Linked DNA regions of Homo sapiens: region 1 is linked to region 2. A link is an interaction called in ENCODE POLR2A ChIA-PET data of the cell type or tissue named here. Cell type or tissue: MCF 10A. All regions are shown on one strand.

Evidence for each region. Peaks named below come from ENCODE experiments on the same cell type or tissue, not always from the same donor. Only the 100,000 strongest peaks of a DNase experiment are listed, where the experiment ranks them.
Region 1: POLR2A ChIA-PET joins it to region 2 with 6 read pairs; 1 of 35 experiments calls an interaction of 5 or more read pairs at or near these places.

The regions. Positions count from the first base shown.
Region 1 is chr1:158,140,775-158,148,774 of GRCh38, reverse strand. LOC105371460 (a long non-coding RNA gene) reads right to left here. Exons shown (of 5, transcript XR_922187.3): 1 at 7,778-8,000. Among named protein-coding and RNA genes, the nearest start is that of LINC01704, 4.1 kb to the right of the region's middle. In MCF 10A, no CTCF peak of the experiment used is centred here; DNase peaks (open chromatin) are centred at 1,884, 2,414 and 3,374.
Region 2 is chr1:157,964,849-157,972,848 of GRCh38, reverse strand. No RefSeq gene overlaps it. Among named protein-coding and RNA genes, the nearest start is that of KIRREL1, 25 kb to the left of the region's middle. In MCF 10A, a CTCF peak has its summit at 2,883 (motif pointing left); DNase peaks (open chromatin) are centred at 2,928, 3,718 and 4,168.

The DNA.
Region 1 (8,000 bases), 180 kb before region 2:
TTTACTTAATTATTAGAAGTCCAGTCTAATGCAGTCCACTTAAAATCTTACATCTCATTTCAAGTTTTGCAGTGAGATTTGCAAAACTTCCTTCCTTCCCCTCAGCACCAGCCAGACTTGAGCAGTGGAGCTTGGTTTGGGGAAGTGGTGTATTCTGTCCTTTAATAGAAGTCTGCCTTTCCCAAAAATACTTATTGTGTTGGGACCCTGAGGAAAAATCAGGGAGGGCTGGGAAGTGAGGGCCAAAAGTCATTTTGCCTAACTGGGCATTTAATTGCAATTGTCTGTTGGTTCTCTCCACCTCTCAGTTGAAGGCTGATTGGTCACGAATACCTTCCATTTGGAAGGTACCCAAATGCTAGTTCTTAATAGGCACATGGGTTAGTTCCCTGGGAGCTCTCCCCAGTACACAATTCCTTGATGGGAGATCTGCTGCAGCTTAAAACTGTTACTGGTAGAGGGTCTTGACTGCAAGTTGTCCAGATTTTTGGCGTTTTCAACAAAGGATTGGACAAAACGCACAGCAAAGCAAGGAAAGAAGGAACAAAAGCAGAGATTTATTGAAAGTGGAAGTACACTCCACAGTGTGGGAGCAGGCTGAGCAGAGGCTCAAGGGCTCTGATGCAGCATTTTCTTGGGTCCAAATACCCCCTAGAGGTTTCCCATCGGCCACTTGGTGTTCACCCCATGTAAATGAAGTGGTGGCCCACAATCAGTCTGATTGGTTGTGGAAAACAACCAATCAGAGGCTGAAGTGAAGTTACAAAGTTACACTCCTATGCAAACATCTGATTGATTGCAAAAAGCAACCAATCAGAGGTACTTTCAGTTTCCCATCTGCCCTGCAGAAAAGGTAGGAGTTTTTAAAGGGAGCAGCTTCTGGTCCTTTTGTTACTTAGGCGTGGAAAGTTAAGGCTTTCCTTTCAATTTAGTTCTAAGGAAGTCGGCATGAAACCGCCTTAGGTTCCTTGCCTTCAGACCCTATTCTCCTGCCTCATAACTACTTCCCACAACCCCTCAGCCCTGCTCTTGGTGGTATAACTAGGTTCCCTGGCTTGGCAGCCAATTCTCTTGGAAGGAGAACCGGCAAGATGGCCCACACCCTGTTGAGTTTCACACTGTTCATTTAACTCACAGTAAACTCACACCGATTTCCACACTGTTCATTTGACTCACACATCCTTGCTAAACCAAGTGGTAAGAGTGATAGCTCTTTCCCTGTCATCCTTCTCTCCCTGCTCTAGTGATCACAGAGTACAGATCAACAAGCTCATCAGCAGATATCCAACCAGAGATTGAGATAACAGTCTCTTCTTGCCAGCCCACCAATTTCTATGAGTGATTCTCTTGGAGACCCCTCACTTGGAGGAGGTGAGAACAAAAGTCACATCACTCATTTCCGTGGCTGGGTACACACGACTCCATCAGTGCCCTTTCTCTTTTTACCTCCATATTATCTTCTAGGGGATGGTTTTAAATCTAGGAGATGTTAAGGATGGGGAGCTGTAGTATGGTTCGGGGTAGCAGAACTAACTTTCCACTTTTAATGGCACCTCTAGGATGTTAGCGCAGGACAATATATTCCAAGTGGCCTTGGACAAACCCAGTTCTCCTCTCTTTCTTGCTTGTTATTCTCAAGAAAAACTGTAAAATGTGCTGGGAATACAATATCCTGAGAAAGGAAGGAACCGCTTGAAATAGACTGGGCCTCCTTGTTCCTGTCCCTCCTAGGGAATGTAACATCTGGAGTTAGAGAGGAGGTGCCAGGGACAGCCCAGGCTTTGTACCTCTCTCCCCTGGAAGCAGGATGCCCTTCCCAGCTTTGTCCAGTGAGTCACATGACCCCTGAGGTATATAACTCATAGTGGGCTGCCTTTTGGGGCCCCTCACTTGTGGTGCACATGGGGCATGTACGGGCAACACTCAATCCTGCCCAGGAAGCTTCCTTGAGCCTTGAGGGCTGCCTCACAATGGATCCTAGGCTTCTTTTTTCCCTTGCTGCTTGCCTGTAAGTAATAATCCCACCTCACAAAATTTGTTGCATGTGAGTGTATCTCCAGCAGACATTGGTAGACCTTCAGGCCAGGATGTAGTGGGCAGAAGTGTGTGGGCTCCTATTTCTGTCGATTGGCATAGTGTCGATCTCTGCTGTCCTGCTTGTAGTGGGAGTCTTCTCTTGGGATTGGTTATTAGTGAACCTGCCTCACAAAATTGATGCTATGAGCAGGGTCTGATCTGACAGAACCATGGCTTTCTGGTGAAGTGGGACGGTGATATCCCCCTGTATCTGACCCAAGGCAGAGATGTCAGCCTGGGCATTCAGGAACTGACGGGACATGCAGCTGGATGAGTCATGGGGAGGGAAGGATGATAAGCGAAACATAGTCTCCCCACCTCCCCTGCAGATGGGAGTGAGCTGGCTGCATAGACCGAGGAGAGGGTATGGAATGTAGAAACAGGATAGAGCAGTGTACAATTCCCTGGGTGTTGGGCACTTACGTAATCGCTCATTCCCAGGCCAGAGAGCTTGGGAAGTGGGTATTCTGATGGACCCTGAGGCACTTGAGAGAGAATGGGAAAGAGGTCCTCAGACAGTCCCTGGAACATCTGAGAGGGAACCAACACACACAGGGTGGGTCTTCACAGATGGGGAGACCGCCTATCTAAAGGATGGATATGGAGGAAGGCCAGGGAAGTCTTACGCAGCCTGGGCGGTGTGTTTGATAAAGGACACTGCAGACCCAAATGTCTCAGGCTGAATGGTGCAGTTAGAAATGGAGCCAAGGTCTCTGGGTCCCCACTGAGTACCAATGGCTCCATACTCCTGTCAGGATAAAAGGGGGAAGGAGAAGGATTCAGACTTTTCTGGGGTTCTTGTGCCCTGGGGCCCACATTACAATATTTCCAGGTCCCCTTAGGGGAAAAAAAGTTAAACTGATGACATCAGGAAGTTTGGAAATGAATATGGTAGCTCATGGTACCTATTTGCTTGTGGTGCTTATCTGCTTGTGGGTGGGGCCCTTTGGGCCATTTCAGGTGCCAGTGATCATGATTCCATCACTAAGTGTATTGTAGGCACTGACATTTTGGCTGCTTCTGGAACAAAATATCACCACTGCCTGAGGGGGTATGTCCTTTCACAGCTAAGAGTTCAAGCCATTAACAGTGGGGTATAGGCACTCCTGCCTGCCACCTAAGCTACTCAGGACCCATTGGGTTACTAAAAAAAAAAAGCAGTATTACATATTAAATGGAGAACAGGACATTACTTAGCTAATTCAAAACTTGCTACAGATAAAAATGTTATAAGCTATGCTTTCACAGTGTAACTGCCCAATTTGGCCAGTCAGAAATGCCTTTGGGGCATGGAGACTCACAATGGACTGTCCCAGGCTGAATGCCAAGGCCATCTGGGCTGGAAGCCAAAGAAGTATCCCAGATAAAGTCAAGCAAAAATGTTTAACCCTCATAGCATCCACTAATAAAAAGGAGGCCCAACAGCTGGTCAACCTCTTTGGATACTGACAACAGTATGTACCTTACCTAAGTGTCCTTCTGGCCCCCTTAGTCAAAGTGACCAACAAATTCCCCACTTTGAACAAAGAGCCCTTTGCAATGGCAGGCCTTGGAAGCCATTCAAAAAGCTGTGGCCCAGGCATTGACTTTAAAACCTTGACAGCCTGCTAGCTTAATGGAGTTAGAGGTCCACAACCCCCATGCCTGCTGACTGGAGTCTGTGCCAACAGAAAACTGCCATTGGGTTATACCAGCCTCTCATTTTAAACACATAAGTTGTGCCAGGCATGGTGGCTCACGCCTGTAATCCCAGCACTTTGGGAGGCCGAGGCGGATGAATCATGAGGTCAGGAGATAGAGACCATCCTGGCCAACATGGTGAAACACCGTCTCTACTAAAAATACAAAAATTAGCCGGGTGTGGTGGTGTGTGCCTGTAGTCCCAGCTACTCAGGAGGCTGAGGCAGGAGAATCACTTGAACCCAGGAGGCAGAGGTTGCAGTGAACTGAGATCGCACCACTGCACTCCGGCCTGGGCAACAGAGCGAGACTTTGTCTCAAAAAATAAATAAATAAATAAATAAACACATAAGTTGCCTGAGGCAGCCACCAGATACGTCTGTTCTGAATTCAACCCCTTGCTTGCTATTGGGCACTCTTGGGGACTGAACATCTTACAGCCTGAAGGACACATGTGACACTGTAACCTGAAGTGGCCATTCCCACTTGAGGGCTCACAAACCCCAACTATACAATTGGATGTGCATGACAGATATCAGTTATCAAATATAAATGGTACATTCAAGATTGAGCCCAGCCAGGACCCCAGGGGACCAGTATGCTCCATAAACAAATGGCTGGCTTATCAGAAGGAGCAAAGCTAGCCATACTGAATGCTCCAGAATGGCTGGCTTGGCTCCCTCTGAGGCCATCCAGGGCCCAAGACTCAGAGACTTGCCTACTGATGGCATGGCAGGTTTACTGACGGAGCTGTAAAACAAGAAGACAGGTCCACGAGGTTGTGGCTGCCATCTGGCCAAGGGATGGTCATATATTGACTGAGACTGAACATGAATGTTCTGCCCAATGGGTCAAACTACAGGAAATGATGATGGCCATCCAGGCCACCTCTACCATCGTATCTTGCTATATTTTCACAAATTTATGGGCTGTTGCCAACAACTTAGCCATTCAGTCAGAGGAATGGCAACTAAGTGACTGGACTATTAATGGATTCCTTGTATGGGGAATAGGACTATGGCAGCAGCTTGCTGCTTGGAAGGGAGACATATATGTCACTCATGTGAATGCTGGGACTACCATAGAGCCCCTTGAGAGGAAATTATGTCATATTTTTGGACACTTCATGGGACTTTACTCTGACCAAGGAACATCCTTCACTGCCCAGGGAACGTGATGGGCACACTCTTAGGGAGTATCATGGACTTTCCATGCACCCTGTTATGTGCAGGCCAATGGAGCTATTGAACACTGGAATCGCTAGCTGGCTCAGACAGCAATGAAAAAAGGACATCAAGACAGCCTGCTGGTGTGGAATACCTGCATCTGACTAGAGCAGAATGGACACTAAATTCTACACTCCAATGCAAAAGAAACATGGCACTGCAGCACATGTTGGGAAAACACTGAGCTTGGTGGAGATGGAGGTGAACCAGGCAACCACCTGATTAGGCTATGCCTGGAAAATCCTAATCTCAGTATTCCCAACCATTCTTCTTCTGTTTTCCCTTAAGAGTGCATATTCTGGAGGTAAGTTCGAGATTCAGGCCATTTTGGCACCCTGAACAGGGCCTCCCCAACTCTAATCTTCAGGTGATACTTCCCCTGCTGCCTCCCTTCTATGGGATACTACAGGAGTGGGAGACAGAATCAAGGAGTACCAGGTGTTAGGGTTCCTCTACTGGCACTGGGAATGTCTGATCTTTCCAGTCAGGTGGGTAGTGTTATCAGATGTCAAATTTGTACCCAACGTAATTTCCCTACATGGGCTAGATAACTGAGGCTGCAAGGCCTGGGTCAAGCAACAAGGGTAATGGTGCCTACAGAGGTGGTAGCTTGGGAACTGGGACAGACTGGATCACTACACCACCTCAGCCCAACCCCTATCTGTTAGGCAGGAACTACCTGGACCTCAGGGAAGGGGAAGGGGAAGTAACCTGTCAATCTACTTCTTCCATGAGGACATGGCAGTAGAAGCCTGGAGCATAACACTTTCATTAGGCATTCCCAAGCTGTGACCACTGCAGGTTGCCTGACTAAGTGCTGGATCCTCCATCCCAGACTTTGTTCTGTTGCAGACCACACAGACCCTCTCATCCTGCCAATGGTAAAGTACACCAGCATTCCTAAAGCCACAACGTACACTAACAGAATCCAAGCCCTGGTTACTGAGTGAGGATCTGGCACTTGCCACTTAAGAGGGGGCTAGAGGTGCCTGTTACAACTTAACTGACTCAAAGTGTCACAACCACATCTAACAAAACCTTGGTGGGCTGCTGCTTTGACGCAACATAGTCCTTTGACTACTTGGATCAGAAATGTCCCAGCAGTGATGACAAAAACAAGGACTGAACAAATGCTAGTCCTTTGTGTAGGGCTTCATGAGCAATATCGAATGGGAGAACTCAGCTCATACAACTATGTGATTAATGAGGCCTAGCTGGTGCATGCCAATGCCTACGTACTATGAACAGGTCACTGAACAATGAAACGGGAATGGATGCTGTGTGCACCCGAGGGCTACATCTTTCTCTGAGGGCAGCTGGAGGTGACCCAAATATGGGAGGGGCAATGTCATGCCTGAAAAGCTGATGGATGAGGGGATTCCATACATTGGGCCTGCTGGAGTTGCCCCTAGACAGCACTCCTTGGGGTGAGATGAACTGTTGGGCCAGCAGCCTAAACTTGTACACCAGGCTACCTAGGGACCTGCTAGGAGGAGGAGCTGACTCTGGAATTATGTCCTTTATGAGAGCTTTGGTACCATACATAGGAGTCAGAGCTGAAAAAAAAAAAAAATCTGTCCCTGACCATGAAAGATATTGTTTCTTCCACTGACCCTGCCCCTGCCCCCGCCCCTGCCATAGCAGCCCAGCAGATATCCTTCAACTTATTCAAGAAAGTTGTTTTGGACAACAGAATTCTTCTAGGCTTCCTTTCAGACCAGTCAGGAGGAATGTCATTGCCAACACTTCCTGCTCTAGATAGATAGATAGATAGATAGATAGTTATTGTGGAGACACAGGTAGGGGAGATCCGAATGCAGCCCCACCTTGCTGCAGACAGTGGGGACAACTGAAGAATCCTTCTTTGGCCTCTTTAATGAATTCTTATCTGGATCACTGGAACCTTGGGTAGGTCACTGCTCAGGCAGGTACAGCCACCCTGCTTGTGGTTATAATACTCCTGGGCCTAATAAAATGTACTCTGGCTCACTCAGTGATGTTGCACCAAGATTGTGTCAGTGAAGGTGTCACATCGGCCTGACAAGGCAAACCTCTACCTCCAGATCTGGGGAAGTCTGTGGACGTACGAAATGCACTAGCTTTGCTAAGAGGGATATCTGGGTTGGTGGGGGGTGACCGCAGGACAGTCCTCCAGGGGGCCTTGGACTGACCTAATTCTCACCCCCTTTCTTGCTTGCAGTTCTCAAAAAAACTGTAGAATATGCTGAAAACGTAATACCCAAAATAGGCCTGGCATGGTGGTTCATGCCTGTAACCCTAGCACTTTGGGAGGCCGAGGAAGGCAGATCACTTGAGATCAGGAGTTCGAGACCAGCCTGGCCAACATGGTAAAACCCTGTTTCTACTAAAAATACAAAAATTAGCCAGGTATGGTGGCAGGCACTTGTAATCCCAGCTATTCGGGAGGCTGAGGCAGGAGAATAGCTTGAACCCAGGAGGCGGAGGTTGCAGTGAGCTGAGATCATACCATTGCACTCCAGCTTAGGCAACAGAGCAAGACACCTTCTCAAACAAACAAACCCAAAATAGGCAGTAACTGCCTGAAACAGCCCAAGCCTCGTTTCTGTCCCTCCTAGAAAAAGTAACATCTGGAGCTAGAGAGAAGCTGCCTGGGACAGCCCAGGCTTTATTCCTCTCTCCTCTAGAAGCAGGATACCCTTCTCAGCTTTGCCCAGTGAATCACATGACCCCTGAGATATGTAACTCAGGAGGAATTGCCTTTCAGGGCCTCTCAGCTGTGTTGTGTGGGGGGCATGTACAGTCAAGACTCCAACCTTCCCAGACAGCTGTCTTGAGCCTTGAGGACTGCCTCACAATGGATCCTAGGCTTCTTTTGTCCCTTGCTGCCTGTCTGTATTATACTAAAGCCACTTCACATTACTTGTTGCATGTGAGCGTGTCTCCAACAGACACTGGTAGCACTTCAGGCCAGGATGCAGTGGGCGGAAGTGTGTGGATTCCTATTCCTGGCAGTTAGCATAGTGACGATCTCTGCTG
Region 2 (8,000 bases):
ATTAGTTTACCTGACATCTGGTTGTTTCAAAGAACCCGGCACCTCCTCCCTTCTATCTTGCTCCCTTTCTTGCCATGTGATACACTGGCTCCCACTTTGCCTTCCACCATGATTGGAAGATTCTCGAGGCCTTACCAGGAGCAGTTGCTGCCACCATGTTTCTTATACAGCCTACAGAACTGTGAGCCAAAAGACACCTCTTTTCTTTATGAATTACCCAGCCTCAGGTATTTCTTCATAGCAATGGAAAATGGACTAACAAAAAAATTGGTACCAAAAAGTAGGACATTGCTATAAAGATACCTGAAAATGTGGAAGCAGTTTTGGAACTGGGTAACAGGCAGAGGTTGGAAGAGCTTGAGGGCTAAGAAGAAGACAGGAAGATGAGAGGGATTTGGAACTTCTTAGAGATTTGTTAAGTGGTTTTGACCAAAATGCTGATAGAAATATGGCCAGTGAAGGCCAGGCTGATGAGGTCTCATGGGGATAAGGAATTTATTGAGAATTAGAACAAAGGTCATCCTTGTTATGCCTTAAAGAACTTGGCTGCATTGTGTCTGGGCCCAGGAGCTAGGGAAGGTTGAACTTAAGACTGATGACCTAGGGTATCTGGCAGAATTTCTAAGCAGCAAAGCATTCAAGATGCACATGGCTGCTTCTAACAGCCTATTATCAGATGTGAGAACAAAATAATGACTTAAAATTAGAAGTTATAATTAAAAGGGAAGCAGAGCATAAAACTTCTGCAAACTTACAACCCTGGATGGTAGAGAAGGAAAGAGCATTTTCAGAAGAGGAACACAAGCTGGCTGTGGAGCAAGCACTTGCTAGAGGGATTAGCATGACTAAAAGGGAATCAAGTGCTAATATCCAAGACAATGGGAAAAAGGTCTCAAAGGCATTTCTGAAATCTTTAAGGCAGGCCCTCCCATCACAGGCCAAGAGGCCTAGGAGGAAAGAATGGTTTTGGACACCAGGTGCAGGGCCCTGCTACTCTGTGTAGCCTGAGGATACAGCTCCCCACATCCTAGTCACTCAAGCTGCAGCCTTGGCTCAAAGGGGCCAAGATGCAGCTCAGGCTGCTGCTTTGGAGGGTGTCACTATAAGACTTGGTAGCTTCCACATGGTGTTAAGCCTGCAGGTGTGCAAAATGCAAGAATGAAGGAGTTTTGCCAGCTCCCGCCTAGATTCCAGAGGATGTATTAGAAAGCCTGTGTGCCCAGGCAGAAGCCTGTCACAGGGACAGAACCCCCACAGAGAGACTTTACTAGGACAGTGCCAAGGGGAAATGTGGGATTGGAGCCCCCACACAGAGTTTGCATTAGGGCACTGGCTAGTGGAGCTGTGGGAAGGAGGCCGCTGTCCTCTAGACCCATGAATGGGAGAGCCACTGGCAGCATGCACCCTGAATCTGAAAAAGCCACAGACACTTAACTCCAACCTGTGAGAGCAGCCACAGGGGCTGCACCCTGTAAAACCACAGGGGTGGAGCTGTCCAAGGCCTTGAGAGCCCACTTCTTGCATCAATGTGCACAGGATGCAGGACATGGAGTCAAAGATTGTTTTGGAGCTTTAAGAGGTAAGGATTGCCCTGCTGGGTTTCAGACTCCATGGTGCCTGTTGTCCCTTTCTTTTGGCTGGTATCTCCCTTTCAGAGTGGAATGTTTACCCAATACTGGTATCACCATTGTATCTTGGAAGTAAATAGGTTGTTTTTGGTTTTACAGACTCATAAATAGAAGGAACCTGCCTTGAGTCTCAGATGAGACTTTGGACTTTTGATTGAGTGGATGCTAGAATGAGCTAAGACTTTTGGGGACTATTGGGAAAAGATGGTTGTATTTTGCAATGTGAGAAAACCATGAAATTTAGGGAGCCAGGGTCTGAAAGATATGATTTGGATGTTCTGTCCCCTCCAAATCTCATGGTGAAATGTGACCTATAATGTTGAAGGTGGGCCTGGTGGGAGGTGTTTCAGTCATGAAGGCAGATCCTTCATCAATGGCATGATACTGTCCTTGTGGCAATGAGTGAGTTCTCACTCTGTGAGTTCACATGAGACCTGGTTGTTTAAAAAAGCCTGGCACTATCTCCCCTCTCTCTCTTGCTCCTTCTCTTGCCATGTGATACACTGACTTCCCCTTTACTTTCCACCATGATTGGAAGGTTCCTGGGGTCTTACCAGGAGCAGATGCCAGTAACATGCTTCTTATACAGCCTGCAGAACCATGAATCAAAATATGCCTCTTTTCTTTATATATTACCCAGCCTCAGGCATTCCTTTACAGCCATGTGAAATGGACTAACAGAAATACTTTGAAAAGATAAGTCCTAAACCAAGTCTTGAAAGATAAGTGATTTTTATCCAGGGGAAGAAAGAAGGGAATGGTATTTCAAGTAGAAGGGAGAATATAAATCAAATCATGGAAGCTTGAAACAGCTTGTTGTGTGTGGAAATCACAAAGAGAGCAGCATTTCTTTTCAAGAGCTGAACTGCCTGGGTGTGACTCCCAGACTCTCTGCAAGATATGTGACCTTGGGCACATTACTAAACCACTAGGTGAATCAGTTTCCCCAGTCATAAAGTGGGGAATATCATAGTGTCTGCCTCATAGGGTTGTCATGAGAAGGAAACAAATCAATTCACGTGAAGTGCTTGGGACAGTGTCTGGCACATCGTAGATGCTCAATAAATGATAGCATTTCTTATCATTGGGTGCAGACAGTGAGGCAGGGATTAGATGGAATATGAGATTGAAAATGTAATTAGCTGGATGTAGAAGGTCTTGTATGCCATACCCAGGGTTTTGACTTTGTCCTGGCAACACCAGGAGCCACTGCAGGATTGTAGGCTAAGGAACAATATGATGGGATTTGGTGTTTCAAGTGGCTCACTATGGCCACCTAGTGGAGGATGGTCAAGGGGAGGAAATTTGGAGGCAGGTTTTAGAAGACCTGGCTGTATATTCTGGCTCAACACTTAACCAGTGTATGAATCATTTCCTTCTTTGAGCCTCAATTTAATAATCTGGGAAGTAGGAATTGTAAAACATATCCAAAGGGCTGCGGTGAGGAGAAAATTAAATAACAGAATGAAAGTCCCTAACCCAGTGCATGACACATATAAATAGGTTTGCAATGAATATTTGTTTTGATTTTAATATCAGAAATCTTACAAGAGAGGAGCAAAAAGCCTCACAGTTTCCCCATCTTTATGCTCTGTCCCACCAGGCCAGCTCTCCTTGCTTCTATAAATGTGCTAGAAACAGTCGAACTGGCTCACAGACCTACACGGTGAGTATCATCCTTACTCTCTCCTACTGCACTCTTCTCACCTCCATAGCTGTCCAGTTCACCCTGATTCAGTGGTCAGAACCCTGACCTCTTTCTAAAGCATCTGCCATATCCAAGGCTAAGACCACATCCACCAGGCTGGAAAGTGGGTAAGGAAAGCTTCTGATGTAACAAGTCTTTTCTTTGTCTGCTGATTGTCATCAGAGAGCTGTTGTTTTTCAATTGACCCTCACCACATTCAATACCTGTTGTTTTACACAATCTTTTTGCAGCACCTCTGTCTTATCTCCCCTAATAGTCTGTACGATTCTAGAAGGCACAGACTGCACAGTAAACATGTCTTAGGACCTGCCTCTTGCTCATGGCAGAGGCTTGCCAGGGAATGAATCGAATGAAGAGTTGACTGATGCTCACACAGTGCTGAAAGCCTGCCAAGCTGTGAATAAGTATGAGTTGGTTTGATTATGAAAGATGGGAAATCATGTCTTCTTTTCTAGAGTGGAACATAAAGCTTCCCAGCCTCCTCAGGCTTGCTCAGGCAGAGCAGGCAGAGCTGTGACCTGTGGGCCCAGAATTGTACCCTTGATAATCTAAATGACAATCAGCTTATTAAGCCTCACAGTCCCCTGTGCAAGCTGATGAAGGAGGGTGGGCGCCTCAGTGGTCAACAACCGTTCAGGGATCTCCTCCCAACAATGGCTCTGTGCCTCTACAAGGCAGTTTGAAACACACACAGAAAACCAGCCGATTTACACACTCTTCTTCCTGCTGTTCCCTTGGCACACATTTTGTGCTGACGTGACAGCCACAGGAACAGATGTCTGTTTGGCCTCTGGGGAGGCAGAGGAAACTCAGGCCACATCTGAAGCTCCTCCCCTTCTTTCCAGGCCACCTGGAACCCAGGCCATGAGTCATGTAGGACCAGTTCAGGGATATGGTCCAGGAAGGCTACAAGGAGTGGGGGTGATGACAGTTGGAGAAAAGAATCAAAGGCGTTGGCACGGAAGGGGAAGTTGAAGGACTCTCTGGCCCAGCTCTCGGGTCATTAAATAGTATTATTGCTCCGGTTTTGTAGTGAAGTAACTGAGGCCTGAGGTGGGTGAGTGACCTGAGCGAGGCAAACGCTCCATGTGTGTAGAGAAGAGAGAAGATGGTGGCAGCTCAGGCCTGCTGCAATGTCCATCACTGCCACCTGCTTCTGACTAAAGATGTCGGTGGTGGTGATGGAGAGGGGATATTGGAGAGGATGTTGTTACCTCAGACCAGGTTAACCAGTAAAGGTGAGTGTGCATACGTGTTTGTGGGTGTGACCTGCTCTTCAATACTCAACTTCAGAGGTCCACTTCTACAGGATACTACTGCTGCTGTCACACCTAATGATAATAATAATGGTAATAACAAAGGCCAACAGAGCGATTGAGCACTTACTATGTGCCAGACATGGTGCTCAGTGCATTACACAGATTACCACATTTAATCCTCTAAGAGGTTGTTCTTATTATTCTTACCCCGTTCCATAGCTGAAGAAAACGAAAGATAAGTTTAGGAACCTGCCCACAGATATACACTAGATTCTTGGTTAGATTGGGTTGCTATGACAAATACCATAGACAGGATGGCTTAAAAATCAGAAATGTATCTCTCACAGTTTTGGATACTGAAAGTCCAAAATCAGGGTGCCAGCAGATGGGGTCCTGAGCCGCTCTTCTGAGCTTCAGAAGATGGGGTCCTGAGCCGCTCTCTGAGCTTCAGCAGATGGGGTCCTGAGCCGCTCTCTGAGCTTCAGAAGATGGTGTCCTGAGCCGCTCTTCTGAGCTTCAGAAGATGGGGTCCTGAGCCGCTCTTCTGAGCTTCAGAAGATGGGATCCTGAGCCCCTCTCTGAGCTTCAGCAGATGGGGTCCTGAGCCCCTCTCTGAGCTTCAGAAGATGGGGTCCTGAGCCGCTCTCTAAGCTTCAGCAGATGGGGTCCTGAGCCACTCTCTGAGCTTCAACAGATGGGTCCTGAACCCCTCTTCTGTGCTTCAGCAGATGGGTTCTGAGCTTCTTGCTGGATCTCTTGCTGTGTCCTCACATGGTGGAGAGAGAGAGAGAGAGAGAATCTCTTTTGTGTATTTTAGGGCACTAATCCCATTCATGAGGGATGCACCCTTATGACCTAATCACCTCCCAAAGGCACCACCTCTAAATACCATTACATTGGGGATTAGGGCTTCAGCAAATAAAGTTTTGGGGAATGCATGCATTCAGTCCACAGCAGTTCCTAGATTCACAGGACCAGAATTTGCATGTGGAGTAGTCATTAAGATTGTTCACAAATCCTTTTTTTTTTCTCTCTTTCCCCAGGTTAGAATTTTCTGTCTCAGTTGAGTTAAAGCATGACTATGGGACTTTGTCTGGCCAATAAAATGTGAGTGGAAGTGTCACTTCTGGCCAGAAGTTTTAGGAACCAAGTTATGCTCTGCCATGTTCTCTTTTCCCTTGGTCACAGCGACTGGCAATAACCTAGGTGATGTTGTGCTATCAGCCCAGGTCCTAGGGGGAGGATGATGATGGGGTTGAACAGAGCCCTCAACTGACCCTCCAGATTGCATAATGAGAAATAAACCTTTGTGGTTGTAAGCCACTGAAATTGTAGGGCTGTTCACTATCATAGCAACAGGGCTCAGCCCATCTTGACTGAATTGGAGTGAGGCTTTTTTAGCACAAAGTGAAACTCAAACCCCATATTTTGCCATCTCCTCAATTTCTCCAGCTGTCCTGGATATTCCCCCAGTGGGCTCAAGTAGCACTCTGCTATGGCATCAGTTACACTGTATGTCCAGTCTTCTTTCATTCCCGTGACCAAGCCCATTGGAGCACACTTCTGTGTCTTTGGGGTCTAAGCATCTAACACAGAGCCTAGGACACAGGACATGCTAAGTACATGCTCACTGAATGGATGCCTGTAGGAGAAGGATTCTGACACTGCAGTGTTGCCCTGCAGGACAAACTCCAAGTGGCCCAGAAGGTCAGCCCACCTTGGACCCCACATTTTTGTCAGATGACGCGGGAGACTTTTTGTTTCTGGTATCCTCATCCCTGGGGGCTCAGCCAGGTGGGTTGGCACCTGGGGTGTCTGCCCAGCTGGCTAGCAGAATTTGTATCACCGTGTGCAGACCTCAGCAGTAAATCAGCAGGTGTGAGGAATTTACCCCAGAGAGTGATCCAGCAGTGGCATGAATGAGTAATTTACAAAGCCCATTAAGGCGGCACAGAATTACTTATTTATGGGAACTTTTTGACAGATCTGCGGCTTAATCATTTATCCCTGTGAACATTTAGCCAGGGTCATTGGTAAATAATTCACTTATTACACACTCTGGAGTGGTTTATGGTACTGTGACTTATGATCTCACATGAGTTCGCAGCCGGGGAATTGGAATGTGAAGGCCGGGGAGGGGAGGGGAAGTGGAGGCCTCTGGATGCAGGCCCCAGTAGAAAGGCCGTCTGCTCTAAGTCAGCTTGATGTTACAGCACAGGAGGATTTTAGTCCCCAGTCTAACCTTTGGGGAGACAGTGAGGGAAGGAAATAGGTATTAAGAGAATGGTCTGAAAATGCTAGGTCTTAGCTCCAGGCAGAGCGAGGACAGACTCCAGCTTCACTAGCTCTCCGGGGCCTAGTGGGGAAATCTGAATGCCCCAGCCTGACATTCAAGATCCTCCAGGAACTGTCCCCATTCCTTCCCAGTCTTATCACTCATTACTTATCTCAGCAGCGCCACGGGGGCTGATATCTCACATATCTCCCCCGCTCCCCAAGAATTTGCTCGTGGCACTCCTCCTGCCTGCCTGCCCTTCTCTTCTTTTGTCTAACTGCTACTTAATATTCAGCTTTCAGCTCAAAGCCCATCTCTGCATGAAGCCTTCTTACACTACTTCAGCTACGTTCACGACCTCCATGAAGTTCTTGAAAACTTGCAAAGTACCATGCACACATGAAGCACATTACACATGCCATTGATTAGCCGGCTCCCCTGGCTAGACTAGGTGCTCCTTCAGCACCAGGACTCAGACCCCAGTGAACATGGTCCCATGAAAGTTAGCCCAGAGCCTTTCCCACAGTGAGTTAAATGAACATGGGCTGTTGTTGATGATGGTGATAATAGGAGGATGCTCATGAAGATGGCTGTCAGGCTGACTTCCTCAGCATCACACCATGGCCTCTCTTCTCTGTCCCACATGTTCCCCAGGCCCCAAAGACAGTGGAAGCAGGTGATCACATCTCTAAGGTTCCTCAAGAGTCTAACTGATACCATAAGTGGAGAGAGGCACTTATGTTGGGATGGAGGAGGAGTGCATTTGGGCCTGCTCACCAGAGAGGAGTCAAGTTAAGGGGGAAAGGAAATCCAGGTGCAAGCACCAAGCCCCACCCTCTTATTGAAGATCCATCCCAAGCCACACCTGACTTGCCCATAACCTTCCAGGAAGACCCTACAGATTCCAAATGTGTTTCCCAGACCTCTAGTTTAAGGAGATTAGCTTGACTTCTTGAGGTTTAGTCCAGTTAAATAAGGTCTTCTACCTTTGTATCAATACCAATTGTTGCCCAGATGGTAGAAAGATTTAGCAAGATGGCTTCCTCTTCCCATTGGAGTTTTTAGATCTCCAATGGGAAGACACAGGAGATAATTTACTGTCTTGCCCACCAGGAAATCCTTCCTAAAGT